Linked DNA regions of Mus musculus: regions 2 and 3 are each linked to region 1. The links are chromatin loops, found by intact Hi-C in ENCODE. Cell type or tissue: gastrocnemius. All regions are shown on one strand. Links, peaks and the distances in the headings refer to the core of each region. The heading gives the core; the rest is flanking DNA. Region 1 overlaps Smc5 (structural maintenance of chromosomes 5). Region 2 overlaps C330002G04Rik (a long non-coding RNA gene). Region 3 overlaps Trpm3 (transient receptor potential cation channel, subfamily M, member 3).

Region 1 (10,603 bases), core at 1,633-9,632:
TAAACTTTACTGTGTGACTTCTGTGATTCCCTTGTTGAAGCTTGTTTAAGACTTTCTTGTTAATGATTTTTGGGAGAAAATGAGTTTTTGTTTATTACCAGCCCATTACTTTTATTTCTGCCTTTATTCACTCTGTGGTGGTGCCCTGCAGCGATGGTTGGACCCTCCGTTCAGTTCATCCAGATGCTGTTTGAAAAGTTAGGGGTGGGTGGATGGGTTAGCGGTTCTTGCCAGGCTGCACCTTGCGCTTCCGAAGGCTTTCATAAGTATTACGCATCTTGCTTTCCTGTGCAGCAGCATCCGCTTCCTTGGACAGCATCCGCTGTACTTGTGGTTCTTAGTTAGGACCTACAACTTCTGCCCTCTCTGTCTCCTCGGAATCACCATGGTTTAGTGGGAAGACAGACCATGGATTAAACTTATCCTACAACTTAATATCTATAATTGTAGGTGATGACTTTGTTTCTTCATCTTTAAAATCATCTCAGTGATAATTGTCAGGGTGCAGGGTGTAGCTCATGTGGCAGGCTGGCCTCACACTTGTGTAGCTGACTTACCTCAAACTTGGGATTTTTCTGCCTCTGCCTCCCAAGTGCTGGGTTGTGTACCTCCACTCCAGATCAGTGCTGCTGTGGGGATGGAATCCAAGTCTTTGTGCTTATTAAGCAAGCACTCCACCAACTGAGCTCCATTCCTAACCCTTATGTTGATTTTTCTTCTGGTTTTTTTACGAATGGGTCAGCTCTACCTGCTTAAGGACTGTGTTTTATGAACAATGTCAGTATCAACCTGTATTAATAAATAAATAATTTCTGGGCCAGGTATTATTCTATGTTGTGTTTTTTCTTCCATCTGCAGTGTACAGATGAGGAAGCTAAAGCTCCAGCTTCGCTTCTTGATGACTGACAGTGGGGAATTCAAACTTCCCTTCTGACTCCATATTCTGCATCAGCACCATTCCTGACACTAGACTTTGCTGGTCATATAGCTCCACAGTATATTTTGATCCTGACTGATTGTATTAAAAGGTCCTTAATCTAGAAACTAGTATTTATACTTCTGATTACCATTATTATTATATAACCCAAAAACTTCGGGGACCTAAGGCTTTGGACTCGGTCCTTTGTTTAGCTCTGATCTCTCCATCATTATATGTGTCTGTCATACAGTATAAGGCTGATGGAACAGGATACTTGCAATCTGGAAGAGGAAGAACGAAAAGCAAGTACCAAAATAAAAGAAATAAATGTTCAGAAAGCAAAACTTGTTACTGAATTAACAGGCCTTGTAAAGGTAAGATGTTTTTCTTAATTTTCAATATTTTTTAAAAACACTTGCTAAATACTAAAATTTAGTAATATTTGGAGGACTTTATGAGAAATCATCACTTTAAAGTGTTTTTCTAGTTTGGTGATATAAGCAAGAGATTTTTATAGTCATTTTCGGCTTGTTTAGGTTTTAATGCTTGCAGAGAATCTTTTTTTTTTAATTTATTTATTATATGTAAGTACACTGTAGCTGTCTTCAGACACTCCAGAGATGCCAGATCTTGTTACTGATGGTTGTGAGCCACCATGTGGTTGCTGAGATTTGAACTCTGGACTCTTTGGAAGAGGAGTCGGGTGCTCTTACCCACTGAGCCATCTCACCAGCCCACTTGCAGAGAATCTTAAAAGTTAACTCATTAGGCTAAATTATTTTCTTTCAAATGACCTAAATATTTAGAAAGTAACTTTTTAAAGTAGTTTTATATTAACCATTTGATGGAGATGTCAATCACAAGAAAATGTTATTTTTTCATGATTCATAATTTTGTTTTGAAAAAAAGAACTGTGGCATTTTTCATGGTTGTAAAACTTAAGCAACTTAGACAACATAAAAACCAAAATCTTATGGATTGTTTGTTTCTAGATATGCACTTCTTTTCAAATTCAAAAAGTTGATTTGATTCTTCAAAATACTACAGTGATCTCTGAGAAGAACAAGTTAGAAGCAGATTACATGGCGTCATCTTCCCAGCTGCGCGTCACAGAAGTAAGACATTCTTCCCTTAGTTTTTATATTTTAGGGTCCGACCTTAAACTAGTCTAAAAGGATACATCGCAGGCTATTGTTTTCAGTGTCCAGTTGTTGTATACTATGTAATTTCAAACTTAGTGGCCATCAAGGTAGCTCATTGAAGAAAATCACTTGCCACGGAAATGGCAATGACCAAAGTTTAATCTCTCAAACCTGGGAAAAGGTAGAAGGAGAAAGCTGACTTAGTGTGGCCACACCTGTGCTCTTAGGCACAGGAGTAATCGTTATTAATAAAATAAAACAGTATTTTGTAAACGAGGAAGCAATACTTGAAGGCTATAAGAGTGGATAGATGAATAATCACTACAGTTTAACCTTAACTTTAATATTTCACAGTAGATGATAAAGTTGTGTGGGGAAAGAAGTATGAAATAATACACAAACTTAATCCTAAAGATGTCAAGGTGATGCTGGCAGTTAATTTTTATTTTTGTTTTTGTTGTTACTTAGTATTTTAATCTCTAAATTACTTTCTCAAGAATAGAAGAACACTTGGTATTCTAAACATCCATGGAAGACCTGTGCAGTAACAAAACTAAACTTGAGAAATCCCTATTGATGTCTTACAGTCCTGTTTTGATGGTAATCACATGCAGTTAGTATCAAACTGAACAGTTTATAAGAAATGTCCCAGTAGACGGCTCTTTCTTAACACACTGGCTTTTTTAAGTTCAAGGATCCTAGGCCATCTGTACTTGTGACCATCTTCTACAAAACCCTGGTTTCCCATGGACCCTTCATGGTTAGTAGTTTAATAAAAAAAACACGGACCTCTGAACAACACACAGAGCACTCGGAGAGAATCCTAAACAGGTTCTGTGCTCTTTTCATGAGGAAGTGTGTATGTCACTCTCCTGATGTGCTTACCAGCCAAGAAGCTCCACCACGCTGCAGGGCTTCTACTGAATGTCTAGTACATGAGCATGATTGCACCATTAGTCCTGGAGTGCACTCAGTAACCAGACCTCGTCTTAAGTTTGGGGAGGCGTGGTGATGTTCTATGATTCAAAACTTTATAACTATACAATCAGTCCTCTGCCATTGCCCACTGATGACTTCTTCACCCATTTAATTCTAACTTCTCCCCTTAAAATAAACTCAGATGTGATCCAAGGAATTCTTTTCTTTCTTTCTTTCTTCCTTTCTTTCTTCCTTCCTTCCTTTCTTTCTTTCTTTCTTTCTTTCTTTCTTTCTTTCTTTCTTTCTTTCTTTCTTTCTTTCTTTCTTTCTTTTTTTCTCGAGACAGGGTTTTTCTGTATCGCCCTGGCTGTCCTGAAACTCACTTTGTAGACCAGGCTGGCCTCAAACTCAGAAATCCGCCTGCCTTTGCCTCCCAAGTGCTGGGATTAAAGGCGTGCGCCACCACCGCCCAGCAAAGATTTATTTATTTATTATATGTAAGTACACTGTAGCTGTCTTCAGACACTCCAGAGGAGGGTGTCAGATCTCGCTACGGGTGGTTGTGAGCCACCACGTGGTTGCTGGGAATTTAACTCAGGTCCTTTGGAAGAGCAGTCAGTGCTCTTAACCGCTGAGACATCTCTCCAGCCCCCCTAAGGAATTCTTGAATAAAAAAAAATCTCTTGGTATTGATTTTCAAAGTTAATCTTCATTTCCACCTGAGAACTCGAGAATACAATTTGGCAACATAAGTCTGTAGGAATTTTAAAACAAACAGCCAGCAGGGTTTCTTCTCTGAAGAGATGCTCAGCAGTCCACTATGAAAAGAGCTGAAACGGAGAGAGACTGTGAAAGAAATCCTACCAATAATGGACTAGACAACAGTCTAGTGATGCTTTCATTGTCTACACTTAAGAATCTTAAACTCCTTTGAAAAACAAAACTTACTGAAAAGAGTAAGAACTACATCATACATGTGCTAACTGTGGCTATAAGTCTAATATATAGCTAAATTCTCTGAAAAGGAATGAAAGTTGCAAAAAAATGGCATATATTTGCTGATTGTCTTTTAGATATATTCAGTATTATTATATGAATTGATACTTTCAGACATGGAAATAAGGATTTTTTTTTTTACTATTACTTACTGTAAGGAGCCAACAGATAATCTTTCTCCCGAGAAGCTATAGGAGGTATGAATATCATGTAAGGTACTTGTAAGAAGAGAGGGGTGAAGAGCGGGGGCTACTACAACTCAGGAGTAGATGTTTGTTTACCAATACAGAACACAGAATGAAGACCAGGCAGATTTGTGACTGTAATCCCAGCACTTAGGAGGCTGAGGCTGGAAGATCATTTGAGCTTAAGAGTTTGAGACCAGCATAGGCAGCATGGACCCCATCTCAAATAAATAGCAAAATAGCAATCAGATTATTAACTTAAATGTCTATAATTTCTTGACTACATTTTTTAAAGTAAATTCTAACATCTTTGAGTTAGAAGCATTGCTTTACAGAAAAAAAAATTATTCCAAAAAAAAGATTGATTCTAAACAATTCTAAAAAATTTCAAAGAGAATCTTTGCCTGTTTTCAGTAATTAAGCTGTTATAATATCTGTGATGTTCTTTTTGTAAACGTGAGGAAATAAATGATGTCATTAGGAGTTTTAGCCTAAAAGAAAACAGCTTCAGTATAAAATAAAGATGTGGATTAATACAAACCTTGAAGAGTTTGAGTTGGAAATGACCAAAATAACTTCATGATCTATTTTCTCTAACTGGGGCTGAGAGGGCGAGCCCAGCATGGTGGCTCATGGCTTTAATGCCCACGCTGGGAGTAGGGGGGGGGGCGCAAGGGGGTCAGTTTGAGGACACCTGTCCTTAAAGAGCAGCAAGTGCTCTTAACCAAAGAGTCAGTATTTCCATCTGGGATCCCCAAATACTGGAAAGTGTGTAGCACTCTTCTTCCACAAGAGGGCCTTCCAGGAAAAGGTTGTTCTTGTTCAATATTAGTCAAGCTATTTCTGTACCACTTTTAAGACAATTCAGCGTTCCAGAGAAAGAATTTTAGATAAAAGGTGATAATTGTCTCTTTAAGATATATACTTAAGGAAATTTTTTTTCTGAACTACTAATTGAAGATGTTTTCTATATTTTGCTGTTCTTTTGTGCCAAACAGATACATTATTCTCTATACTCAGTTAACTATTTAAGACCAGAAATCCTAATAAAGCCTTTTGATTAATCTTCTATAAATATATATTCCTTTTTTCCCCTGTGTTACACTAACAAGGATCAACAAGAATTGTGGCTTAAAGTGGTCAGGGGCTCCTTTCTTACTTAACTACCATGGAACTTAGTGTCTGGCTATTTCCTCTCTCCCCGTATTTTTTGTTATTTTTGAATAAAAATTTTGAGAATTTTATGTATGAATGCACTGTATTTACATAGATTCTACTCCCTTTCCAACTTCTTTAGTATTCCCCAATTCCCTTTCAAGTTCATTGCTTCATTTTTTTATAATTATATGTTATATAAATATATACACCCACACACACATATGCATGTTTGTGTATGGTCTGTGTGTACATAACACCTACCGAGTACATTTAGTGATGTACATAAAATTAGGAATGATGGCCGGGCATGGTGGCGCACGCCTTTAATCCCAGCACTCAGGAGGCAGAGGCAGGCGGATTTCTGAGTTCTAGGCCAGCCTGGTCTACAAAGTGAGTTCCATGACAGCCAGGGCTATACAGAGAAACCCTCTCGAAAAACAAAAACAAACAAACAAAAAAAATTAGGACTGACCACTTGAGATTGGAGAACCTATAAGATGGTTCTCGCCCTTCAGCAGCCATTGCTTAGGTGCTTGCCTTCATCTGGGTGTGGAGCCTTGTTCATTTTTCCCATCCTCTTTGGCATGTAGAATCAAATATATTTTTGAGATTTTTTGTGGCTATAGCATCCTTCTCACATCTCAGTACCTCAGAGTAAGCATGCTAGTCTTCTGGTTCTAAAAGTATTCCCTCTCCATCTTCTGCAGCTGAGGTCTAAGGGTTGTGTTATAGATGTGCTGATAGTTATAGTCTGTGCATTCCTGATTCACTTACTCTACATCTTATCAAATCATCCATCTGTGTAGAAGCCTCCAGCTTGCTGCAAAAAGAACCTTTTTAAATGAAGGCTAAGAGCTGCTCTAGAATACAGTTAGAAGTTACATTGGCTTAGAAGAATGACAGTCGTACTCTCTCCTCTGGGGTCTGTAACATCTCCAGCTATAGGTAGTTGGCTAGGCTTACACTACCAGTCCATGGCTGTTGTCATCCCAAGGATACAAAGTATCATCACCACACCTCTGGGGATGTCTCGCCCATCACTGTGTGCTTCACACACTTAGCAACTAGGTAGGTCTTCTGAATACTTTTCTCCCTGGCAGCATACACAGCTCCTTCCCATAATATGAGAGCTAATCTTCAAAGAGGATACTTTAAGAATTCTTCCAAGTCCTGTGTCCAAAATTTAAAGTTCTGGGAGGCAAAGACATTGACAGTCATCCAGTGTTGTTTGAGGGTCTCCTAGACACCCCTTTTCCAACAACTCAAGGGAGATTTGCTTGCCTGACCCTGGATATTTATATTAGTTAGGTAGTCTTTTAAGGAACATTATCGCTCAGTGTGACATAATTCCACATGAAGCACACACACAGGTTATATTTGCATGAAGTTTATAAAACAATGTTTCCGTATGGTTTGTTTTTTAAAAATTATTTTGTAAGACAGGCAATGGGGCACACACTTTTAATTCCAGCAATCAGGAGGCAGAGGCAGGCGGATTTCTGAGTTTGAGGCCAGCCTGGTCTACAGAGCGAGTTTCAGGACAGCTAGAACTACACCGAGAGAAAAAAAGTACTTTATGTATGTATTTGAATGCCTGGATACATGTATGTGTACTATGTATGCCTCTCAGCCACGCTGTGGGTGGTGGGAACAACCCAGGTTACTCTACACCGAGCTCTGGGATCCCCCAGGCGCAGCACAATGTACAGCATTTGCCTTTCTAGGGTTGATCGACTTCACTTAGTATAGTTACTAGTATAGTCTGTCCATTTACCTACAGGGTTATTTTTTTTTTGGTTTTGGGGGTTTTTATGGCTGAATAGAATTTATTATCCAGAAGTTACAGAGACAAAGTTCGGAGCAGAGACTGAAGGCATGACCATTCAGAAACTGCCCCACTTGGGGATCCATTCCATAAACAACCACTACTGCAGATGCCAACAAGAGCTTGCTGACAGGAGACTGATACAGCTGTCTCCTGAAAGGCTCTGCCAGTGCCTGACTAATAAAGAAGTGGATGCTCTCAGTCATCCATCGGATGGAGCACAGGGTCCCCAATGAAGGAGCTAGAGAAAGTACCCAAGGAGCTGAAGGGGTTTGTAGCCCCATAGGAGGAACAACAATATGAACTAACCAGTACCCCCAGAGCTCCCTAGGACTAAACCACTGTATTAGTTAAGGTTTTACTGCTGTGAACAGACACCATGACAAAGGAAATTCTTATAAAAACAACATTTAATTGGTGCTGGCTTACAGGTTCAGAGGTTCAGTCCATTATCATCAAGGCGGGAGCATGACAGTATCCAGGCAGGCATGGCGCAGGCAGAGCTGAGAGTTCTACATCTTCATCCAAAGGCTGCTAGTGGAAGACTGACTTCCAGGGAACTAGGGTGAGGATCTTATGCCCACACCCACAGTGACATACCAGGTCATACCTATTCCAACAAGGCCACACCTCTAAATGTTGCACTCCCTGGTCCAAGAATATACAAACCACCACAAACACCAATCAAAACATAATGGTGGGATGTGGCTCCAGCTGCATATGTAGCAGAGGATGGCCTAGTCCATCATCAATGAGAGGAGAGGCCCTTGGTCCTGTGAAGGTTCTATGCCCCAGTATAGGGGAATGCCTGGGCCAGGAAGCGGGAGTGGGTGGGTTGGGGAGCTGGGGAAGCCGGGAGAGGATAGGGGATTTTCGGAGGAGAAACTAGGAAAGGGGATAACATTTGAAATGTAAATAAAATATCTAATTAAAAAAATTATGAGTATCTCAAAAATATTATTATGCATACACTGGTGTTATCCTAGACTGCTTCCAATTCTTAGCTATTGTGAATGATCAGTCCTGAACATACTGAGCAAGTATCTCTCTAATAGGATAAATAGCAAGTCCTTTGGACTTTTGCTCAGGAGTGGTATGGCTGGGTCATGTGTAGATCTGTTTGCAGAATTTTAGGTGTAGCTTCTCTACAACGAATTCCATAATGGCTACACCAGTTTGAGAATCAGTGAATGAGAGCTCCCTTTTCTCCACATTCTGATTGTTAGTTGTTCCCTAGATCTTAGCCTTCTAATTGGGCTAAAATAGAATCTCAGATAGTTTTCATTTATCTAAATGCTAAGGGTGTTGAACACATTTTAAATTTTTTGTTTTGAGAAATCTCTCTTCAGATCTATACCTAGTTTTTCAGTGGCTTGTTCTCTTTAATAGTTCTTTTTTTAATTTCTCTCAGGCTAGTAATTAGAAAAGGGCTTATTTTTATTTTAGTTCAATACAGTATATAACTTTTTATACTTTTATCTCATTGATTGTTGTCAAACTAAATGACCCAAACACCTTGTTAATAATAGATCTCTCCAAGTCCTTCAGAGATGTTAATCACATAGACTTGAGGTGTGACTAGGCCATCAACCCCTTACATATAAGTGTTTGGGGTTTTTTGTTTTTATTTTGTCTTTTTAGGGAAATTAGTTAGTAGTTTTCTACAGCATGAGATAAACATAGTTTCATTATTAGAAACCTCATATAGCATTGAGCAAGTTTGTTGGTGCCTCTCAGCCACATCTAAAAGATAACATAACACATTTCCTAAAACTGCGTAAGTGTGGAATAGTGCTTATGACGATACTTGGTCTAGAAGTGGAGTTAGATAGATTAAATGCCCTCCTCATCATACATAAAACTTGAAAGACTGGCCTTTGTCCACCTTAGTAAGGCTAAATTTTTATAACCTTATAGATGCCTCTCCTCCAGTCATGTTATGTTACTTACTAACAAAGTATATCTTTGAGGCTTCAGTGCCTATATATTCATAATCATCTATCTTTAAATGTTTCTTCATAACCGGTTCTTATTTTCTCCCATTAAAGCTGTGCAGCTGACACAGCTTCTTCAGTCACTCTGACCTCTGGTCTATATTCTGTTTCCTGCTTACACACTCTGTCCACACTGCTTCCACTGAAAAGCGTTTATTATAACAAATGTAACATGTGCTCTATAGGGCAAGCACAGTACCTTATGGTGGCAGCACTTGGGAGGTAGAAGCAGAAAGATGAGTCCAATACTAACTTTGGCTACATAGTAAGTTTGAAGGTGAGCCTGGACTATAGGAAACCCTTTCTCCAAGATAAGGGGCTCTCCCGCCACACCTTTGATATTTAAATCTAGTCTGTTTGTTTGAGTTTGAAAGGATGTTAGAGTTGCAACATTGGTCCCCTTCCTCCCTCTAAATCCTCCCACTTGCTCCCTCCTTCAGATTCATGGCCCCTTTCTTTCATCAGTTGTTACTGCATGTGTATATGTATTTTTACTTACACACCCACATATATAAATCTGGGGTGTGTGTGTGTGTGTGTGTGTGTGTGTGTGTGTGTGTGTGTGTTTCCAAATACAACCTCTTGAGTACATACATATGTTACTGTAAGGCCCCTGAAGCTGGGCCTTCGCTCAAGTCCTGGGGTGAGCTGGCCAGCACCCCAGTGACCAGAGAGAAAACCACACCTGATGCAAACTGCAAGAGGTTTTACTATCAGCTAGCTGAGGGGCAGGGGAGTTGACCCTGAGCAGTGACAGTAGGGGGCTTTTAACAGCTAGCTGAGGAATTGGGAGGAGTTGGGAAGAGTTGGGAGGAGTTGGAAGGAGAATTCTTCTCTTCCGGGTGTCCTTGGTGACATTTACAAGGCAGGAGTGGGGAGTGAGTTCTTTCTGAATTTTTATCTCCATGTCCTCAGCACAGGAAGGCAGGCATCTCTGGTTGTAAAGTATAGAAACAAAAAGGCTTTTTGCTGGCTATAGAGAACAAAGAGCTTCTTTCTGGCTGTATTTTTAGAGATCAGGGAAAACAAGCTTGGGGAACGTCCAGGGGCTTTACCTTCTAGAGAGAAACGCTCTAAGTCGGGGTCCCACATTACTTGTATGTATGGGGCTGACCATTTGATGCTGGAGAAGCAGTCTTTGTTCTCTTCTCTGGGGAGGGCCACCTTTTCTGCTCCCAGCTTTACTCTGTTACCTGTGGGCTTTGTGTGGGACTGAGGCTCCGTGGGCTTTAACTCACGTTTGGGCAACCAGTGTTGGTGAGACTTTACAGGTGGAGCTTCTGGTGTTACTAGGAGACACAATCTCACAGCAGAGTAGGCAGGGTTTCTTACAGGCAGGCATGAATATGTGAGTTATTATAAGCTCGAAATGTGTAAACTTGAATGGTTTTTTAATTAGTTTTTTAAAAATAATTTTATCTGGCCTAGTGGTGGTGGCGGCACACACACCTGTAATTCCTAGCACT
Region 2 (10,603 bases), core at 912-8,911, 220 kb after region 1:
TTAGCCTCTTGCCGGTTGGCATTACAGATATATAAAACAGTGAGGGGCTCCATCTTCGAGCCTTTATCCCCCCCCTGTAGTGCTGGGGGGGGGTGGTGGTGGTGGTGAACTTAGATCATGGTGTATTCTAAGTGCGTGTTCTAACATTAGATTATATCCCCAGCCACACCTAAGGTGGTGCGTGTGTGTGTGTGTGTGTGTGTGTGAGTGTGTGTATGAAAGACAGACTGTCCTGGAACTCGTTCTGTAGACTAGGTTGGCCTTGAACTCACGGAGATCCATATGCCTCATCTTTCTGAGTTACTGGCATTAATAACGTGTACCATGACAACTGGATCTTCTTGAGTTTTGATATGCTTCCTTAAGTCAGAGTATTGTAAACATAGATTTGCTTGGCCTCGGGAGAGAAAGTCATGGCAGACAGGAGAAATGAGAAGCCCTTGAAAGTAGATGATCAGGTTTTGTTTGTTTGTTTGTTTGTTTAATTTAATTTTTTTATTACATATTTTCCTCAATTACATTTCCAATGCTATCCCAAAAGTCCCTCATACCCTCCCCCCCCACTCCCTTACCCACCCATTCCCATTTTTTGGCCCTGGCGTTCCCCTGTACTGGGGCATATGAAGTTTGCGTGTCCAATGAGCCTCTTTCCAGTGATGGCCTACTAGGCCATCTTTTGATACATATGCAGCTAGAGTCAAGAGCTCCGGGGTACTGGTTAGTTCATAATGTTGTTACACCTACAGGGTTGCAGATCTCTTTAGCTCCTTGGATACTTTCTCTAGCTCCTCCATTGGGGGCCCTGTAATCCATCCAATAGCTGACTATGAGCATCCACTTATGTGTTTGCTAGGCCCCGGCCTAGTCTCACAAGAGACAGGTATATCAGGGTCCTTTCAGCAAACGCTTGCTAGTGTATGCAACGGTGTTTGTTTGTTTTTTTAAAGATTTATTTATTTATTATATGTAAGTACACTGTCACTGTCTTCAGACACTCCAGAAGGGGGCACCAGATCTCATTACGGATGGTTGTGAGCCACCATGTGGTTGCTGGGAATTGAATTCAGGACCTCTGGAAGAACAGACAGTGCTCTTAACCTCTGAGCCATCTCTCCAGCCCCGATGATCAGGTTTTTTTTTTTTTTTTTTAATCTAGCTTGAAATCTTTAGAAGTCAAAGTTGTTTAGTTCCAAGCTGGTACACCTCAGCTCTCACTGAATTGAGGAGAAGCAGTTTCAGAAGGAAGGTCAAGAGTCATCAGGCTTTCTGACAGCAGACATGAGGTTACATCCCAATGCTGCCGCCAGTCACTGTGTCTCAAGCAAGAGAAACCATTCCATTAAAATGATACCATACCATTACTAATGCCTACCTGTCTTAGTCAGGGTTTCTATTCCTGCACAAACATCATGACCAAGAAGCAAGTTGGGGAGGAAAGGGTTTATTTGGCTTACACTTCCATACTGCTGTTCATCACCAAGGAAGTCAGGACTGAAACTCAAACAGGTCAGAAAGCAGGAGCCGATGCAGAGGCCACGGAGGGATGTTCTTTACTGGCTTGCCTCCCCTGGCTTGCTCAGCTTGCTCTCTTATAGAACCCAAGACTACCAGCCCAGAGATGGTCCCACCCACAAGGGGCCTTTCCCCCTTGATCAGTAATTGAGAAAATGCCTTACAGTTGGATCTCATGGAGGCATTTCCTCAACTGAAGCTCCTTTCTCTGTGGTAACTCCAGCTGTGTCAAGTTGACACAAAACTAGCCAGTACACTACCTCATAGGGTTATTGTTGCAGCTATTTAATGAGAAAACACATGTTGAACAGGATGGCTCAGACCCGGACTTTAGGAAACACAGGCTGTCTTTTCTCCAGCTGAGAAGTAGACAATTGAAAGACATCTCAGCAGACTCGATGAGAGGGAAAGGAGAGAGGTTCTAGCACTAACAAGCTGAAGAGGAGGGAAAGTGGATTGTGATTCTGTAGCCTGAAGCTTAAGAGGTCTGGAGAAGCCATTCTGGTGGCCTCTTTTCTTCCTGTCTGCCACATGGAATATATCTGCTCCCCTGGGTCTGACTTCCTGGGAGACATGATGAATGAGCTGCAGTCAGGAAAGCTTCATCCCCCATTTATCATCTCTTGGCTTGCTCGGAGGAGCCCTTGCTTTCCAACAGGTGAGTTGGATTAGATGGATTGTGTGTTGTCAAAACAGTAAATAATGGGATGTTGTGGTCATTCTTTTGTGATGTAGAAGCAGGAAACATTTAACGCATTTCAAGTTAGATTAACAGCAAGCTCAGGCAATGGACATTTATGGCTCCTAATCCCTCCTCCCATCTGTCATACTTATTTTTAAATTACCACCCTAAAGTACTATATTCAAGTTTTAAATCTATATTCTCCTTATAAAGGCATTTGCAGGAAATAATCACTAAAATTAAGTATTTGCCTAAATAAATATGGTGGGCAGAGAGCAGTGATGGGGCTTATTTGAGTCTGCTTTAGATGCTGTTCAAATGCTATGATAAGGCATCATGGCCAAGGCAACTTAGACAAGAAAGAGTTTATTGTTGGTTTACAGTTTCAGAGGGAAGAGAGACTTCACCAGTCTCAGCAGGGAAGTGTGGAGGCAAGCAGGCATGGTAGCTGGAGCAGCTGAGAGCATCCATCTTGAAAGGCAATCAAGAAGCCGAGAGCAAACTGGGAAAGGCAAGATCTCCACTGATAAGGCCACACCTTCTAAACCTGCCAAAAGAGCAGCATCTACTAGGGACCAACTGTTGAAATGCCTGAGAATACAGGGGACATTTCATTCAAACCACCACAGGTTCCTTGGTTAGTTCTATTCAACGATCTCCATTTGAAGAGCCCCGCCTTGGGCAAAGAGTTGGAAAACTCAAACCCAGGCTTTATCTGTACTTGAAGAGGTAAAGCAATGGGAAGGCATAGGCTCTGGCGAATCTGGGGAGTTGGGTTTGAATTTGGGTTTCTTTTTTTCTTTTGCTAGACTTATGACATTGGACTTTTGGTTGTTGTGGGTGCATGCATACATGTATGTGTGTGTGTGTGTGTGTATGATGTAGGTGCACATATGTGTATGTGTATTGTAAGTGTATGTATGTGTGTGAGGTGTAGGTACACATATCTGTATATGTATTCCTGGTGTTGATCTCAGGTGTCTTTCTTAATAATGTTCCACCTTATATAATGAGGCAGGGTCTCACACAGAACCTAAAATTCACTGTTTTGGTTAGTCTGGCTAGCCAGCTTGTACTGGGGATTCCCTGTCTCTGCCTGGTAGATTGGGCTCCAGGCAGGTCCCACTCCATCTAGCTTTTATGTCAGTTCTGAGGATTCGAACTCTGGTCTTTAGATCTTTATACTTGTGGGGCAAATGCTTTACTTACTGACTTATCACAATACTTTTGAGCCTTCAACTTTCCATTAAGCTGGAGTAGATAGAAGCTGCCTGGTTGGACTTCGTGGGAGATTAGGCATGATGTATGTAAAGTATCTTCCAATTACAGATATCCAGTGAATTCTAGCTCCCTTGAGGGCAGCGGTGTCAGGTAATACATTATGCATGGCTTACTTGGATCTAGTTTACCTCTTGAATTGCTTCTAAGTAATGCTATACATACCACAGTATGTATGCTTCGGAGACAGTTAACTTATTATTACCCATACAGGCATAAGATTCACAAATAACTTTATGAAGAAAGGCCTCAGCTATAAAAATAAAGAAAACACCTGAACAAATGTATATCATGGAAACACGAGATCCTTGCAGGTACCAGAGGAGAGGGGATGTATAAGAGGGTCCAACAGAGACCAATTTGAATCTGTATTTTTCTCTATATAGAGGACTGGTGGTAATTTTGAGTCCTGGAAGGTGAAAGTTCTTGGAAGGGACCGGTGTAGTTGTCACCTACAGAGACATATTGGAAGGGCATATTGCTTTAAAGTTGTGAACCTGGCTTCTTTTGGAGAAGTGCATGAGCTGCTTAAGGAGGTCACCTCTACTTTACATTTCAGTAGTAATTTCCAGTTTCTACTTTGGATTTTGGTATTTGTATTGGGAGTAGATTTTTTTTTTAAAGAGGAGAATACAAAAGCTCTGTTTAGGGAAAGTTAAGAATGCATATTCATAAAAGAATGCAACATTTGAAAAGAGAAGCCATGGAGAAGAGAGATTCTGGCAATTGCTATAGCTGGCAGAGGACTGCTGTTTGAGGATGTGAAAATACCCCCTACAAACCTAGCCATGAGAGAAACAGGCAGTTGAAATGCAGGAGGAATTCAAATGACCAAAAACAATAGACAATATGGTAATTAGCAATCAGAAAAAATAAACTGTAAAACACAATGAAACATCATTATGCATTTTCTCCAAAGGCGAACACTAAATAGACTGATAATAACTGACAACACAGAGCAGGGCAATGTTCCAGACCCAGTAGGAGGGAGGACGGTTGGTAAACTATTTATGCAATCCACTAAGGTTGATGCTATACTTACAGACTCGTCAGAGACTCACATGGGAAGTGTAGATTCAACAGAATAGTCATTACTATTTTTAATAGCTCTGATCTGGAAACAGTCCAGACGCCCAAGTGAATAGCATTCTAATTCCATATTGCCCTGGGCCTTCACGGAGACGATCATACTGTAGTTACTTTGAGCATCATTGATGTTATTCATATAGGAAGTATTAGCAGAAAAGCTCGATACTATTCTACTTACCTAAAAAAAAGGGTGTGTGTGTGTGTGTATGTGTATGTGTGTGTTAACTTCCGGTTTAAAAAAGATGAGCATTTAAGCAGCAAAAGAAGGGAGGCCATTATCACAAACACTGCCATCTGCTGGAGCCGTGCTATGCTGTCAGGACAGCTGATTATGGTGTCAAGACCTACCTTGGCTGGTAGTCTAAGATCAGCAGTAGGTGGAGTGTTCACACGATAGAAACTAACAAAGTCTACAAATTTCAGGGCTTCAGACTCCCAAGACAGAGGCATTAAGAACACCCGAGCATACCACTGAAAGGCATAATGCTGTCTCCTTCTCCTTAGTGGACAGAGGAAGATAATTATTAGGATCTGCTCTATTTTGGGTCTTTTTAGATGCTGGAAACCGTTGAGCTTATTAGCAGAAGCTTTAGGCATATAGATATTCTGGTATGAGTTACATATATTGCAGTTTTCTGGTTCTTCAAAGAACTAAAGCACATGCAGTGAGACAAGAAAACAAAAACAGGAGAGGGAGGCCCATCAGGTCTGTGCCTGTTCGCTCTGTAGCGCGGGATTTTGCAGAGAATGAATGGAATCAGTTCTACCAGGGGATTTGTGAGGCAGAACATGCTGGATTGATTGTGAGGTGGCATTCCTGGGGTGAGCTGTGTGGGGAGAGGTGTTTGTGTGAATTGGGGAAGATAGGGGCAGGGCATGCATACACGGGTCTAGCCCTGAGGGAGGGGATTGGTCCTTGGTTGGATACAGGGATCTGGTCAAAAGTGAGAGGATCCCAAGATGGGCTAGACTCTTCAAGCTATGCCGGAGTAGTTTTCAAGGGTGATTAAGTGTGACAGCCGGAAGCAATGGCAACGACAAGCAGATCTGACCTACTTCTTGTCTCACATAGATGTGAGGGTAAGACTGACCCAAGGAGCTTTAGAATGGCCGAGAGGGTCAGATGCATCTCCATACTGAAACCGTCTTCCCGAACTTTGTTGAAAGAAAATTGTTATGTGATCCCAAATATCATCTCTGACTTTTCATTTTAATTATAAAAGCAAAACACATATTTTATCTGTAGAAACCTGGTGGTATCCACATTACTCATGTGGTCAAGGGCAGCATCACTTCCAATGGAAACTGTAACTTGGTGACCTCCTAGTGTGTGATGCCAAAGTATGGAAGATATTTGTAAAGTATTCTTACTGAATAAGCCTACTTTCCATTCTCTCTCCACCATCCATCCATCCATCCATCCATCCATCCATCCTTCCTTCCTTCCTTCCTTCCTTCCTTCCCTTCCTTCCTTCCTTCCTTCCTTCCTTCCTTCCTTCCTTCCTGCCTCCTTCTCTTCGTCCATCCCTCCCTTCCTCCCTTCCTCCCTTCCTCCCTTCCTCTCTTCCTTTCTTCCTCCCTCCCTTCCTCCCTTCCTTCCTTTTTTCCCCCACTGTGGCCCTAGGCTTTGAACACAAGGTTTTGTGTATGCTACACATGCATTCTACCACTGAGTGATAGCCCTATCTTTATCAAACATGTTTAACCCAAGTGTGTCTAACCACCAGATTATAGGACATATAGAAACTAGAAAATAAGACCAAGATATTGGGTAATAACCATGTGAGTTCAGAATGTGAGACAGTCAACAAGATCGTTGACCTGCAATTTTTTGAAAACTCAATTTCATGAGAATTAAGAGTGTCCTGTGGGAGCAGCTGTTGTCTAAAAGGCTAAAGAGCTGTGGCAATCAAATGTACTGGCTTAGAAAATAAAAATAGTCACAAAAATGAATTCAGAAACAACTATGAAATTTCACTTGGACTATATGTTAGATGACATTGGGATGGCTATTGCTTCCTTATGCATGATAACAGTACAGCATCATAGAGGAGAGGTATCATTCTTGGGTGAAAGATACTAAAGTCTACAGAAGTGAAGAGCTTTGATTAACATGGCTTTAGAAAGAAATTTAGATAGAGATGGTGGAAGCAAACAGCAAAATGTTGATAATTGTAAATATGGAAGGTTTATAAATGTTCACTTTCTTCTTCTTCTTCTTCTTTTTTTTTTTTGAGACAGGGTTTCTCTGTGTAGCCCTGGCTGTCCTGGAAGTCACTCTGTAGACCAGGCTGGCCTTGAACTCAGAAATCCCCCTGCCTCTGCTTCCTGAGTGCTGGGATTAAAGGTGTGTGCCACCATTGCCCAACTAGATGTTCACTTTCATATTCTTTCTGTGTTTATGTGTGCTCAGCAACTTCATAATTAGAAATAGAGGGGCTGGAGAAATGGCTCAGAGGTTAAGAGCACTGGATGCTCTTCCAGACAACCTGGGTTTGATTCCTAATATCCACATGGCAGTTCACAAACCATCTTCTGTAACTCCAGTTCCAGGCAATCTAACATACTTTTTTTTGCAGTCCATAGGCACCATGTGTAAACGTGGTACATAGATGTGCATGCAGGCAAAATATCCATATGCATGCAAATAAATAAAAGAAATAGAGGGAACAAATGACTAAGACATGACAGTTCTGCATGTGGATCAGCAGCTTGTGATTTGAAAAACAGCACGTGAATCCAGTTCACTGAGAGCACCCATTGTGAAAGAGAGCAATGTGTCAACCCCACTGAGCCATCACAGGCAGGGCTGCTTGCTTTTATATGGGTGGCACTCCTATTAGCAGACAGTCTTTTCAGATGGTGGAGCAGGAGACAGATTTCCAGGCAATCGTGAGTGACTACCAGGCTCCCATTTGCAGGCACAGCTTTACCGTTGCAGCCACTGTTTCCCAGGAGAGCTGGAAGGTGCAAACTGTTCCCACTGTCTGCATCACGAACAGCTCGACTTGCTTAATTCAGGTTGGGCTGTGTCGACTTTGGTGTGTTTGTGAGCAGCTGCAGAGAGCCGTGAGCGTCTCCGCTGCAGACAGCTGTCAGGTGGGGCTCCTCTGCAGACAGAGGCTCCAGGTGACTCTGCTTTCCATTTGACAGCCTGCGTGGGGTCCTGTTAGGCCTTAATCTGGGTCTCCCAGATCCTTCCTCTGGTGACAGTAGATGAGCTTTAGTTATTCTGTGATCCCCTTTAAACAGTTGTACAAACCTTACCTCTTGTGTATCCCCTTACTGTTCCTAGCTTCCTGCACATCCCAATAAATGAATATAAATCAAGAAATTTAGGATTCATGAGCATAGTCCAACCTGTAAGTGCTTGTAGCCAGCAGAGAAATTGAGAGAATGGGTTAGAAAAGAGATCAGACTGGTTTTTTAAAATTTTTTTTTTTAAAGTGTCTGTCTAACATGATAGAGCTGACCTGCTTTTCGTCCACTGCAGACTGAGCTAATGGCCCAGTAAAATTGATTGAATAAAACTGAACCACCAGGAGCTTCCACCATTAGCATAGAAGCCCAGAGAGCAGAGACAGCTCTGGTTGAAAGCCTACAACAGGACAACCAGTTGTCTTCTTTTGCTTGGGCTAGATATGAACTCTGAGGAAAAGAAGTTATTGATGATGTTAGGCAATGTGGCTCATGTTTGGAATCTCAGCACTTGAGAAAATGAGGCAGAATGGGTACTGTAAGTTTGGGGCCAGCCAGAGTTGCAGAGTAAGACCCTTGGCTCAAAAACAATGAAAAAGAAAGCAAAAAAGAAAAATAAAGCAATATTGTATTTGTACACACACTCTCACACACACACACATGCACATATGTGTGCACATATGCTTGTGCCTATGTGTGTTAACATACGTCATCCCTCCATCTATTCATCCTCTGTACCTAGCTCAGATACCTCTTGTTTAGCAAAATAGATCCCTTGGCAGAGCTGACACAAGGACCCCAGAGATCAGATTTCTTTGTGAACTAGGGAAAACACATTATAGAATAGGGTATGGTTGTGTTCACTAAATAAGCAAGGTACGCCAGATGTGGTGGTGTGCACCTTTAATTCCAGCAGAGTCAGGCAGATTTCTGTGAGTTTGAGGGCAGCCTGGACTACATAGGGAGTTCCAGGACAGTCAGGACTTTATAGAGACACCTGTTTCCGGAAACCAAAATGAATGAATGAATGAGGCAAGACAGGGGTTTTAAAGTAAACTTGAGTTTGAGGGTGTGAGCAGAGATACCCATAAGCAAGGACAGTGTAATTTAGATCATGTTAGGAAGGCTCCAAGCTTCCAGATGCTGTAGGGAAGAACCTATTGGGTCCCTAGGCTACTTGGCCTACAAGGTGGAATGGCTATGAGTTGTGTGGCTTGCTGCTCTCGATACCCAGCTTCTCAGTCAGCATATCCAGCTGTCAGCTGCTCATGAGGACTTGGTGACATGGCGGCCTTCCATGGAGACCCTCTATAGCTTCTTCCCGTGACCAAGTAAGTTCTCTTGATATGCCTGAAACACCCCATAGGAACAACTGTTGTGTTTTTCACTTTGTCTGCTGGTATCAGACTAGAGGCTCACAGGAGATTTAATCAGACATATCACACAGGGAGGACTACCTCGATGACTAAAGCCCTTTTGGCCCTGGTCAAGCTCAGATCAAATTTCAAGTTGAAGGTCTCATGGACCTTTGACTTCAGTCTCTCGTCATCTTGTCACTGTTTGGGTCAAGGACTGTCATCGTTTGTTTGCTTGTTCAATTCATCCCCCATCTGACTTGGTTTCATTCATAGTTTATTTGCTTAGTTATTCATCTTTGGGAAAAAGTGGATGGGCTCACACTGATGAAACACAACTGCACTCTGTCTTTGGGGTCAAATGTGAAATGTAAGGCCTTGGTGTCATCTTCAGCTTTCCCCTTTTTACTGGTTAGCATCTCCCCTCGCTCCGTGTTGAGCATCCAGAAGATCCATCCATATTTAGCACACAGTGCAGCCCTTTCAGCTCCACAGTGAGCCTCACCTGCTCCCCACACCGACTTTCTCTATGATTTGCCCTTTTGGGTCATCTTGAGCTCTAGCCTGGATCTGATTTCCTGGATTTGTTTCTCTTTACTTACCGCACATCGTGGTGTGCTCCAGCTCCGTGAGTCCCACGTTGCTTTCCAGAGTCTACTGCATCTGTATGCTTTCATGACTTTTTCAAAAAACACCCCAGGTTATGCCTTTTTTTCTCGAATCTTCCCCTTACCCTGAGATCCCATCCATTCTTCACAGTTGAGATATTTGAATATAAATCTCACCCTTCCTGAGAAACCCACCCAGTTTCCTCTAGTTTGGCTTTGTAGCCATTTGCAATTTGAATGTATGTTAAAAGCATACTTGACACTCAAGGGGACTTTGTCTATATAATTTATTTATGGTGCTTGGCAAAGTCTGGTTTATATAGTGACATGTGTTAATGCTGCTCAGTGGGGAATTTGCCAAGGGCCTGAACTGAATCCATATCCTCTGGAAGAACAACCAATGCTCTTAACTGTTGAGGCATCTCTCCAGCCTCAATATGGTATATTCTCTCTCTTTTTTGAAAAGATCTCTCTCTTTTTTGAAAAGATTCATTTTATTTATATGAGTACACTGTAGCTATCTTCAGACACATCAGAAGAGGACATTGGATCCCATTACAGATGGTTGTGAGCCACCATGTGGATGGTGGGAATTGAACTCAGGACCTCTGGAAGAGCAGCCAGTACTCTTAACCACTGAGCCATCTCTCTAGCCCAATACCATATATTCTTAACAAAACTCAGGACTGAGGCAGGAGGGTCGTGAGTTTGAGGCCAACCTGGGCTAGAACATATCACAAAGACAAAAAGTAAGTTTCCTGAGCTGCACTATACAGCTTCATTTTTAATAATGCCAAGTGTCAGGTGGCGATGTGTTCATTCCCAGCTGCTGCTTTGAGAAATCATCGTGATGTTCTCTTACCATTTTCCAGGCCATACAT
Region 3 (10,603 bases), core at 814-8,813, 280 kb after region 1:
ATGATGGAAACAGAAACTAAACAGAAACTCAGTGAAACTAACAAAAGTTATGAACCAAATGGGTTTAACAGATGTCTATTGAACATTTCATCCTAAAACAAAAGAATATACTTCTCAGCACCTCATGGTACCTTCTACAAAACTGACCCTATAATTGGTCACAAAACAGGCCTCAACTGATACAAGAAGATTGAAATTGTCCCATGCATCCTATCAGATCACCATGGACTAAGGCTGGTCTTCAATAACAAGAAAAACAGCAGAAAGCCCACATACACATGGAAGCTGAACATCACTCTACTCAATGAAAACTTGGTCAAGGAAGAAATAAAGAAAGAAATTAAAGACTTTTTAGAACTTAATGAAAATGAAGGCACAGCATACCCAAACTTATGGGACACAATGAATGCAGAGCTAAGGGGCAAACTCATAGCTCTGAGTGCCTCTAAAAAGAAACTGGAGAGAGCATACACTAGCATCTTGACAGCACACCTGAAAGCTCTTGAACAAAAAGAAGCAAATACACCCAAGAGGAGTAGGCAACAGGAAATAATCAAACTCAGGCCTGAAATCAACCAAATAGAAAAAAAAAAAAAAAAGAATTATACAAAGAGTTAAAAAAATCCAGGAGCTGGTTCTCTGAGAAAACTAACAAGATAGATGAACCCTTAGCCCAAGTAAGCAGAGGGCAGAGACAGTATCCAAATTACCTAAATTAGAAATTAAAAGGGAGACATAACAACAGAAACCGAGGAAATAAAAAAATTATCAGATCCTACTACAAAAGCCTATACTCAACAAAAACTTAAATCTGGATAAAATGGACAATCTTCTAAACAAACAAACAAACAAACAAACAAACAAACAAAGCCCAGGGCCAGATGGTCTTAGTGCAGAAGTCTATCAGACCTTCAAAGAAGACCTAATACCAATACTCTTTACACTATTCCACAAAATAGAAACAGAAGGAACACTACCCAGTTTGTTCTGTGATGCCACAATTACGCTTATACCTAAACCACACAAAGGTCCAACAAAGAAAGATAACTTCAGAACAGTTTTCCTTGTCAGTATTGATGCAAAAATACTCAATAAAAAATTTTGAAAACTGAATCTAAGAACACATCAAAATAATCATCCATCATGATCAGGTGGACTTCATCCCATGGATGCAGGGATGGTTCAATATACAGAAATCCATCAACATAATCCACTACATAAACAAACTCAAAAAATGATCATTTCATTAGATGCTGAGAAAGCATTTGACAAAATCATAACGATAGTATCCTTATGGACCGCAAAAATTCCACCAGAAAACTCCTAAACCTGATAAAGAGCTTCAGCAAACTGACTGGAGATTAAAATTAATTCAAGCAAATTAGTAGCCTTCCTCTGCTCGAAGGATAAACAGGCTGAGAAAGAAATTAGGGAAACAACACCCTTCACAATAGTCACAAATAATATAAAATACCTTGATGTGACACTAACCAAGTAAGTGAAAGATCTGTATGACAAGAACTTCAAGTTCTTGAAGAAAGAATAGAAGATCTCAGAAAATGGAAAGATCTCCCATGCTTATAGATTGGCAGGATTAATATAGTAAAAATGGCCACCTTGCCAAAAGCAATCTATAGATTCAATGCAATCCCCATCAAAATTCCAACTCAGTTCCTCATAGAGTTATAAAGAGCAATTTGCAAGTTCATCTGGAATAACAAAAAACCCAGGATAGCGAAAACTATTCTCAACAATAAAAGACCTGGGGAAATCACCATCCCTGACCTCAAGCTGTATTACAGAGCAATAGTGATAAAACCTGTATGGTATTGGTACTGAGACAGGCAGGTAGATAAGTGGAATAGAATGAAGACCCAGAAATGAACCCACACACCTATGGTCACTTGATCTTTGACAAAGGAGCTAAAACCATCCCATGGAAAAAAGACAACATTTTCAAAAATGGTGCTGGCTCAGCTGGAGGTATACAAGTAGAAGAATGCAAATTGATTCCTTTTTATCTTCCGTACAAAGCTCAGGTCTAAGTGGATCAAGGACCTCCACATAAAGCCAGAGACTCTGAAACTAATAGAAGAGAAAGTGGGGAAGAGTCTTGAACACATGGGCACAGGGGAAAATTTCCTGAACAGAACACCAATGGCTTGTTGATCTTAGGATCAACAATAGACAAATGGGACCTCATAAAATTGCAAAGCTTCTGTAAGGCAAAGGACACTGTCAATAAGACAAAACATCAACCAACAGATTGGGAAAAGATCTTTACCAACCCTACATCCGATAGAGGGCTAATATTCAACATATAGAAAGAACTCAAGTAATTAGATTCCAGAGAATCAAATAACCCTATTAAAATGGGGTGCAGAACTAAACAAAGAATTCTCAACTGAGAAATATTGAGTGGCCCAACAGTACTTAAAGAAATGTTCAACATCCTTAGTCATCCGCGAAATGTAAATCAAAACAACCCTGAGATTCCACCTTACACCAGTCAGAATGGCTTAGATCAAAGCCTCAGGTGAGAGCCGAGGATGTGGAGAAAGAGGAACACTCCTCCATTGTTGGTGGGATTGCAAGCTGGTAAAATCACTCTGGAAATAAATCTGTCGGATCCTCAGAAAATTGAACATAGTACTACCTGAGCACTCAGCTATACCATATACCCAGCATATACCCAGAAGATGCTCCAAATTGTAATAAGGATACATGCTCCACTATGTTCATAACAGCCTTATTTACAATAGCCAGAAGCTGGAAAGAACCCAGAAGTCCCTCAACAGAGGAATGGGCACAGAAAATGTGGTACATTTATACAATGGAGTACTACTCGGCTATTAAAAATAATGGCTTTATGAAATTCCTAAGAAAGTGGCTGAAACTAGAAAATATCTTCCTGAGTGAAGTCACCCAATCGTAAAAAAAAAAAAAAAAAAAAAAAACCCAAAACAAACAAACAAACAAACAAACAAACCCAACATACTTGGTATGCACTCACTAATAAGTGGATGTTAGCCCAAAAGCTCAGAGTACCCAAGATACAATTCACAGACCACAAGAAGCTCAAGAAGAAGGAAGACCACAGTGTGGATGCTTTGGTCCTTCTTAGAAGGGGGAACAAAATACTCACAAGAGGAAATACAGAGACAAAGTGTGGAGCAGAGACTGAAGGAAAGGCCATCCAGAGACTGCCCCACCCGGGGATCCATTCCATATACAGTCACCAAACCCAGACACTATTGCAGATGCCATGAAGTGCTTGCTGACAGGAGCCTGGTATAGCTGTCTCCTGAGGGGCTCTTTCAGAGCCTGACAAATACAGAAGCAGATGCTTGCAGCCAACCATTGGACTGAGCACGGGGTCCCCAGTGGAGGACTTAGAGAAAGGACTGAAGGAGCTGGAGGGGATTGCAATCTCAGGAAGAACAACAATATCAACTAACCAGATCCTCCAGAGCTCCCAGGGACTAAAACACCAACTAAAGTGTACATATGGAACAACCCATGGCTCCAGCCGCATATGTAACAGAGGATGGCCTTGTTGGTCATCACTGAGACGAGAGGCCCTTGGACCTGTAAAGGCTCGATGCCGCAGAGTAGGAGAATGCGAGGGTGAGGAGACAGGAGTGGGTGGGTGGAGGATCACCCTCATAGAAGCAGGGGAAGGGGGACGGTATAGGAGGTTTCTGTAGAGGAAATTGGGAAAGGGGATAACATTTTAAATGTAAATAAAAAAAATCCCATAAAAGAAAAGAAAAGAAAACAAAAAAAAAATTTAAGATCGAATATCTCCTTTCTGGTAAGGGTAAGTGGTGACATTGTCCTTGGTTGAGGATCAATGTAATGGGTTTGTACTTTGGGGGGGGGGGGTTATTGTCATCGTCGTCGTCGTCATCATCGTCATCGTCATCATCGTCATCATCATCTATTTGGCAGTGTTGGGGACCAAACTTACAACCTTGAACATAAGAGAGAGTTATTGTATCATTCCAGATCCTGGCAGATTTTCCTTCGGCCACAAGAAAGCCTCTTTGGATGCATTCCAGCTTCTTGTGGTTGTCCCAAGACCTTTTTGACCTTCAGGCTTCTTGTGTGATACGTGTCTGGTGCATTTGTAGGCTGGAAAAGGATGTACTAAGAATGAAAAAGCAAAATGTGAAGAGGGAGGCAGAGGGGAAAGAGGGCAGGAAGAGAGGGATGGAGAGGAACAGAGAAGGAGGAAGATGCATGCACACATTGGTTCTTCTTCCTTCCCTTACTTTGTAGACTTCTGTAGGATCAAAGGAGAGGAAGTGGGGAGAAGAACACAGATTGAACTGGCAATGCTGGTCTGGGGGGCGGAGAACTGGGGGCCTAGGGCTTTGGAGCTTCAAGTAATCCCGATACTTAAAACAGGCATTAGCAAAATAGTGTAGGCAGCATTAGGATGGTGTTTGGAGAAAGCAGGATGTCTGCCAAGGTGCTTGGCAGAACCACCATGTAGGCACAGTCCTTTTACCACACCGTGCCTGGGCCCTGCTCCCTGCCCTGCAGTCACACAGTTGCCTCATGCTGCCCTCTGGCTGCTCAAAGCCTACTTCACCCAGGCGGAGCCATCTGCTGCAGCATTTCCTGTCCTGCTTCCAGCTCCCCCTTTCTGGATGCTGATTTCAGCTATTTGGAGAGTTAAGACCAAACAGGCAAATGCGTTACACTAAGGGGAGATGAGTCTGCAGGTTTAACCTGGTCAGGGGATCCTGGCTCTTCGAAGGGAAGTTTGCTGTTCCTTGGTTACGGGAGATTTGGAACAAAGAATATTTTTTTTTCTGCCTTCTCTGGTTTCTCTGAAGCGAGCATGGGAGTGGTGTATTTTCTAGCCGGTGGTCTCTCTGTCCCCCTCTGCCCTCTCTCACAGTTGAGTTTCTTAAGTTAGAGATCTCACTTAGAAAGGGGCTCCAGACAAGATGAACTGTGAAAGAAACCAACTTTCTTAGCTTGGCATGTAATGTGTTTGCTAACAATCTGTCTTTCTAACCTCTTCCCTATTCATTCTTCCAAGAATTAGTAGACGAGATGGATACAGATGCTGGTCCCAGCTCCTCCCTTAAAAACCTCAGACAGTGCAGCCAGAGGCCACATAAAAGGCCAGAAGAAAACAAGGGCAAACCAGGGCAGGCTCAGGTGGCCTGAGAGCGCCTCGCCTCCTATGTGGAACTAACCTGGGGATTAGCTCCTGGCTGGCACAGGAAGGAGATCTCCTGTCTTTGTTCTTTCCAGCCCCATCTGTGAACACCCGACATGCTTTGTCATCTGTCTTTGACTTCGGACATGATCATCCTTTCATTAGAATGGTTTATCTGTCTGAAAAACTCCTAATTCCATTCACAATTCAGTTTAACTCTTTATCACCAAGGCAAATGCCTCCGACCTCCCTTGCTTTCTCTGCCTCTCTGCTTTGTTGTGGCTCCCCGAGCTACTGCTAAATTAAACTGTACTCTTCTTTCTTGTGAGTGAATTCCTTATAAGTCACCTCTATAGAAAATAAATCCCACCAATTTGTAATGTTCTGTTGATGTGCCAATCCTCCCATTAACTGTTCTTCAAAGGCAATGAAGTAACCCCCCCCCCCCCCAACCCCCAGCTTCTGGCAAAGAGCCTGACACACGGAAATGTTCAGTATCAGTGAATAGACCCATTCAAACTAGGGTAGCAGGATGTTCCCTGTGTTCTCTCCTGTAGTTGATGGTAAGATTTACTGTCCACACAGGAGGACACACAGAGCAAATATGTCCAGTGTTACTACAGCCCAGATCAAGAAATAGTTATCCATCAGAATTGAGGATGTCACTAAGGCAAAGACTGAAAATCCCATATTTGACCTGAAACTGCTGGTGCCTTCTATACAGAACTCATCTTGAACCATGGGCCATATAGCAGAGACCAAATATTTGGCTAAAAGCCAAGCAAGTTTCAGTTAAACATCCCTTGACAGATGCGGCCTAAAATCTAGCTGCAGGAAGCTATTTGCTCCGGGGAACAACTGTCTTCCAAAATCCCTGGCACGTCCCTTCTTCCTTCCTTCCACACAGCCTTCAGGACAAACAACTAATGTACGTGCTTTGCAGGAATGTTCTGCTAATTGTTAACCTGTGTGCAGACGAGCCCGTTTGTTGGCTGCTGTTAATACAGATCGGTTAAAATAATCAAAATGGGTGTCCTTGGCTCTGCTTTCGGTGGAGGATCAACCATCTGCCTTACTGTGTTTGGTCAGAGCACCGTGCGTTTGGAAAGGGCTGTGGTTACAGGATGTACAGCAATGACCTCTGGAGTGGCCCAGCTCAGAGCAGGGGGACTCTGCGGGGCCGTTCTTGTCTGCTGCTCGGCTCACACAGCCTTCTCCTCCTTTCTCTGTGAGCTCACAAGGAAAGACCCCCTCCCTTTTTTATTCATTTCTTTATAGACATGCAAACCACCAACCTCTGTGTATATATTAAAATGATGGCTTTGTCAGTGATATAGTTCTTGAACCTGGCTGTAATTTTCTAAAAAAAAAAACCACACTCAGCTAAGTTTCATGATGTTATCGACTCTTGAATTCCCTTTCAGGGTATGTTTCTCCCCGTAACTCTTCACCTCATGCATGCATGTGCCTCCCCGTTTAATTGAACCCCAGTTTGCAGTTCCTTTATAACTACTCAGCTACTTTCTATTCTTGGCACTTGGATGTCGCTTGCTATAGGTGTCTATTCACCAAAATTTTTTTGTTTGATTACCTAATGCAGTTAGCAACATGGCTTTTCTCTGAGCCTTGCGTCAGGGTGTTTAGTCATGTGCTGGAGGTTTTCTGATGTGTTACTTCGAGCCTGACACAGCTTGTGTTGCTGAAGCGACAAGGTGAGCAGGTAGATGTGTTTTTGCTCCCATGACGTTGGTATACTAAAGGAAAGTATCCTACAGCTTAGCTGTCTGATAGGACATCCACTAGTGATGTACAGCTACTTGAGTTAAAATCCCAATTAATTAAAATAAGATAAAAATAGAAGTTTTAGTTCTTCATTCACACTGGCTACATTTCAAGTACTCAGAAGCCACAGGGGGCCAGCAGCTATAGTACCAGATAGCACCGTTCCATCACAAATGATTCTACTGCTGAGGAGTGTTCTAGAAGAACTCTCTAGTCCCACTGTTATCCCAATAATCTCAAAACCCTTGTAGCTATACAGAGAAATGATTTCGAAAGAAAGAGCCACAGGTCATAATTCCACACTTGCAATTTCCATTAGAAGAATGGATGAGGCATAGTATTTAGGAACCTACACACTTATTTTTATTGGGAACACCCAGTTTTTAATTACAAGATGGCTAAATTAATATGGTGCAATAAGACCTTGAGATATAGTTGGCTCATGGTTTCTGAGGCTCTGTGTTAACTAGCCATGGAAGAAAAATACTGGAAAACAGCCCCCCCCCAAACATTGCACCAAACATGTGTTTCCCTAAACCAGACAGAATAACCACTTTCTTAGCACTTACACAGTATTGGGTATTCGCAGTTTTGAGATGACTTAAAATATACAGGAGAATGTTCATAAGATATGTGTGACACTGCAGCATTTTATATAAGGGACTGGGTTGGACAGTGGTCACACACACACCTTTAATCCCAGCAAAGTCAGGCAGATCTCTGTGTGTCTGAGGCTGCTCTGGTCTAAAAAGCTAATTCCAGGACAGCCAAGGCTACACACACACACACACACACACCCTGTTTCAAATATATGACCTGAACATCTGTGGAGTTTGGTAGCCACAGAATGAGGTGAAATCCTGAATTCAGTTCTCTGTGAATACAAGGGATGACAAACCCATCACTTTCCCATCCTGTCTTTTGAGCAGATGTTGGCTTTGTTCTCACCATTTTTGTGGAGAGGAAAACTATCATTGAGAACCCAGAGACAGCCCGTGTACCTTTCTGGTGTTCTCTTACAAATTCCCAGGGATCTGAGAATGCTTGGAGAAGGAGACACAGAAAGAAAGATCTAGGAAGTTTATTCAAGTGTCCTGGCTGAAGCAGAGCTACAGAAGAGAGAGAGAGAGAGAGAGAGAGAGAGAGAAATGGAAGCCTGCACACACACATGAGTGTGGGCCAGAGCAAATGCCAGTCCACCCATACCTTATGGGACCAGGCTGTGTGATGCTGGGAGTTCTGTTACAAGGAGCAGGGCTTCTGGGAGACAGAGTTTCTAGGGACTGTGGAGAGGAGAGTGATTATACCTTCACAGGAAGAGCCACACTGATGTTCAGTAGGAAACACTGATGACTGAGCACTGTGCCCTGCCCCACCCATTCTAAGCCATACCCCACAGTTTCAGTGATGGCCTCCTAGTTTTAAGAGGATATATTCAAAAGAGAGATAAGTGGAATTATACGGTAAACATAGACTTCCTGGTAATATCTGATTTTTCTTTTCTGGACATCAGATCCACCCAATAAATAGTGTGGTTTTATCGCACACACATGAACCTAGGTAACAAGTGCTGGGTTCTCTGCTGGCCCATTTCATTAGAATAAAATATTCCTGGGAAGTAAGCATATCTAATGCTTTTGGAAAAAAACTTGAGTAAGGAAACGGATTCCATTCTGGAATTCAACTGACCATGGTAAGAAAGAAACCAATATATTTGCACGGCTGATTGGCTTATTTGGGACTTACTGTGTGGCTGATCTGGCCTGCCTTCTGTTCTTGTAAATAAAGTTTTATTGACATATGGTCATATCTACCTGTTTACTGATTGTCTAGGACCACTTTGGGGACACAGTGGCAACACTGTAAACTATGAGACCACATTGCCTTGAAACAATCAGATGTTGATCTAGTCATTTCTGAAAAAAAAAAAAAAATGTGCTCACATCTACCTACCTGACCTGGTGTACACATTTCTTAAGACAGGACCACATCTGAATAGTTTTTGATTTCCTCTTGGGCCTTGTGGGTACCAAGCAAGAATTTAAGAATGTGGAATGAAAGATCCCAAGGTGGGATAGAGTGGCCCTTTGAGCTTCAAGTATGGCATCTTGAAGAGACTCCTGGGAGTGTCAAGTCTTGTTTTATAGCTACCAAGCTCAGCTATTAAAGAAGGCACAATCATGTTTCTACCACCAATGATGCTATGGTTTTTCTTTTCTTTTTGGGCCAGGTCTACTCTTTTCTCAGCCTCCCCAGCTGCTGGGATTTCAAGTCTGTGACACCATGCACAGCTCTAGATTGCTGGAACTTGTCTGTGATTTGACTTTTCAACATCATGTAATGAAAGCTCGGTATGCTGTGTGCTGTTGCAATAGAGACCTTTAAAAGCTGGGGTCCATGTGAAGGTAATTAGGTTATGGAGACATCCCAAAAAGATACTTATTGTAGTCATGCAGAGTGGGTCTGCTCTCTCAAGAGTGGGGTTTTATAAAACAGGGTGCCCTTGCTCTTTGGTAATCTGTCTCTTTTTTCTTGTGCTTCCATGTGATTTCTTCCTCTCTCAAGAGTGGGGTTTTATAAAACAGGGTGCCCTTGCTCTTTGGTAATCTGTCTCTTTTTTCTTGTGCTGCCATGTGATTTCTTCCTCACATGTTCCCACCATTATGACAACATTTATCATGAAGCCCTCACCAGAGCCCAGAAGATGCCACTATCAAGCTGCTACCTCATGGAGCTGCAGAACTGAGCAGAGATGCCCTCTTTCTTTCTTCCCCTTATCTTTTCTTTTCTCTCTCTTTTAGAGAGATATTACCAAACTTTTGAGTCTCCTGCTTGAACCTTCAAGTGCTGGGATACAGGCATGGATCACCAAGCCTAGATAAATCTTTTATTGTAAAAAAAGCCTGGTTTGGGGCATTTTGTTATACCAATCCGAAGCTAAGAAGTAGGTAATGGGAGAGATGATTGTCACATTGTAAATGTGGGTGGCTGGATCTGCCATCTGCTGTATGTTTAATACAGGATGCTCCTGGTTTCCTTCCATGCTGGAAAGGAGTCTTCAGTGTGAATGATGTCGGGTTTTAGCTGAGGAGACTTAAGAGTCTGAGGGCCTAAGTCAGGCTGGTTTCTTCCAGAAGCATCCCTGAGGAAAGCATTCAAATGAATGTAATTTACTTACGAAAGAGAATATGCACAGTGGTATCAGAAAAAAAGAGAATAAAGTTTTTTTTTTGTTGTTGTTTTTAGGTGCAGCCTGAGCTCACACCTGATTCTATAGGCTGAACCTCTCCTGCAGGAGGGTATTCTGCAGCTTAAAGGCAGGAGAGTGTGGCATCAACAAGAGTCAAAATAACTAAGCTTTTATATCCCCTGAATCCAACTGCTAGAAGCCAGGTGCAAGATTCCCTGGAACACCCTAACTCTGAGGTCACCTTACAATCTCTGGGTACTGAAGAGACTTCATGGATCCCAGGGAAGTTATTTGAATGTGGTAGGTGAGCCTAGCATTAAAGACCACAGAGCAGAGGGCTGGGTGCAGAAGCTGGACAAGGGGATGAGAGGGAACCTGGGCAGTGAACTAAAGGTATCTACATTTCCAGCTGGAGGTTTATTGATGTGGTATGAAGTTCTATATCATGGTGTGTG

What was found. Hi-C counts contacts between places; a loop is a spot of excess contacts. Peaks named below come from ENCODE experiments on the same cell type or tissue, not always from the same donor. Only the 100,000 strongest peaks of a DNase experiment are listed, where the experiment ranks them.
Region 2: a loop joins it to region 1, with 3 times the contacts of the local background. A loop is called at or near these places in 12 of 42 quality-filtered maps.
Region 3: a loop joins it to region 1, with 7 times the contacts of the local background. A loop is called at or near these places in 10 of 42 quality-filtered maps.

The regions. Positions count from the first base shown.
Region 1 is chr19:23,219,605-23,230,207 of GRCm38, reverse strand. It overlaps Smc5 (structural maintenance of chromosomes 5), which reads left to right. Exons shown (of 25, transcript NM_001252684.1): 16 at 1,170-1,293; 17 at 1,912-2,034. Among named protein-coding and RNA genes, the nearest start is that of Smc5, 49 kb to the left of the region's middle. In gastrocnemius, for the core only: a CTCF peak has its summit at 4,947 (motif pointing right); a DNase peak (open chromatin) is centred at 4,911.
Region 2 is chr19:23,000,970-23,011,572 of GRCm38, reverse strand. The region is part of intron 5 of C330002G04Rik (a long non-coding RNA gene); the gene reads left to right. Among named protein-coding and RNA genes, the nearest start is that of C330002G04Rik, 70 kb to the left of the region's middle. In gastrocnemius, for the core only: a CTCF peak has its summit at 4,854 (motif pointing left); DNase peaks (open chromatin) are centred at 4,464 and 4,855; H3K27ac peaks cover 1,310 bases.
Region 3 is chr19:22,934,635-22,945,237 of GRCm38, reverse strand. All of the region lies in intron 22 of Trpm3 (transient receptor potential cation channel, subfamily M, member 3), which reads right to left. It overlaps Gm52388 (a long non-coding RNA gene), which reads right to left. Exons shown (of 2, transcript XR_003952897.1): 2 at 9,754-10,603. Among named protein-coding and RNA genes, the nearest start is that of Gm52388, 13 kb to the right of the region's middle. In gastrocnemius, for the core only: no CTCF peak of the experiment used is centred there; DNase peaks (open chromatin) are centred at 4,085, 4,544, 5,197, 6,296 and 2 more places; H3K4me3 peaks cover 312 bases; H3K27ac peaks cover 3,634 bases.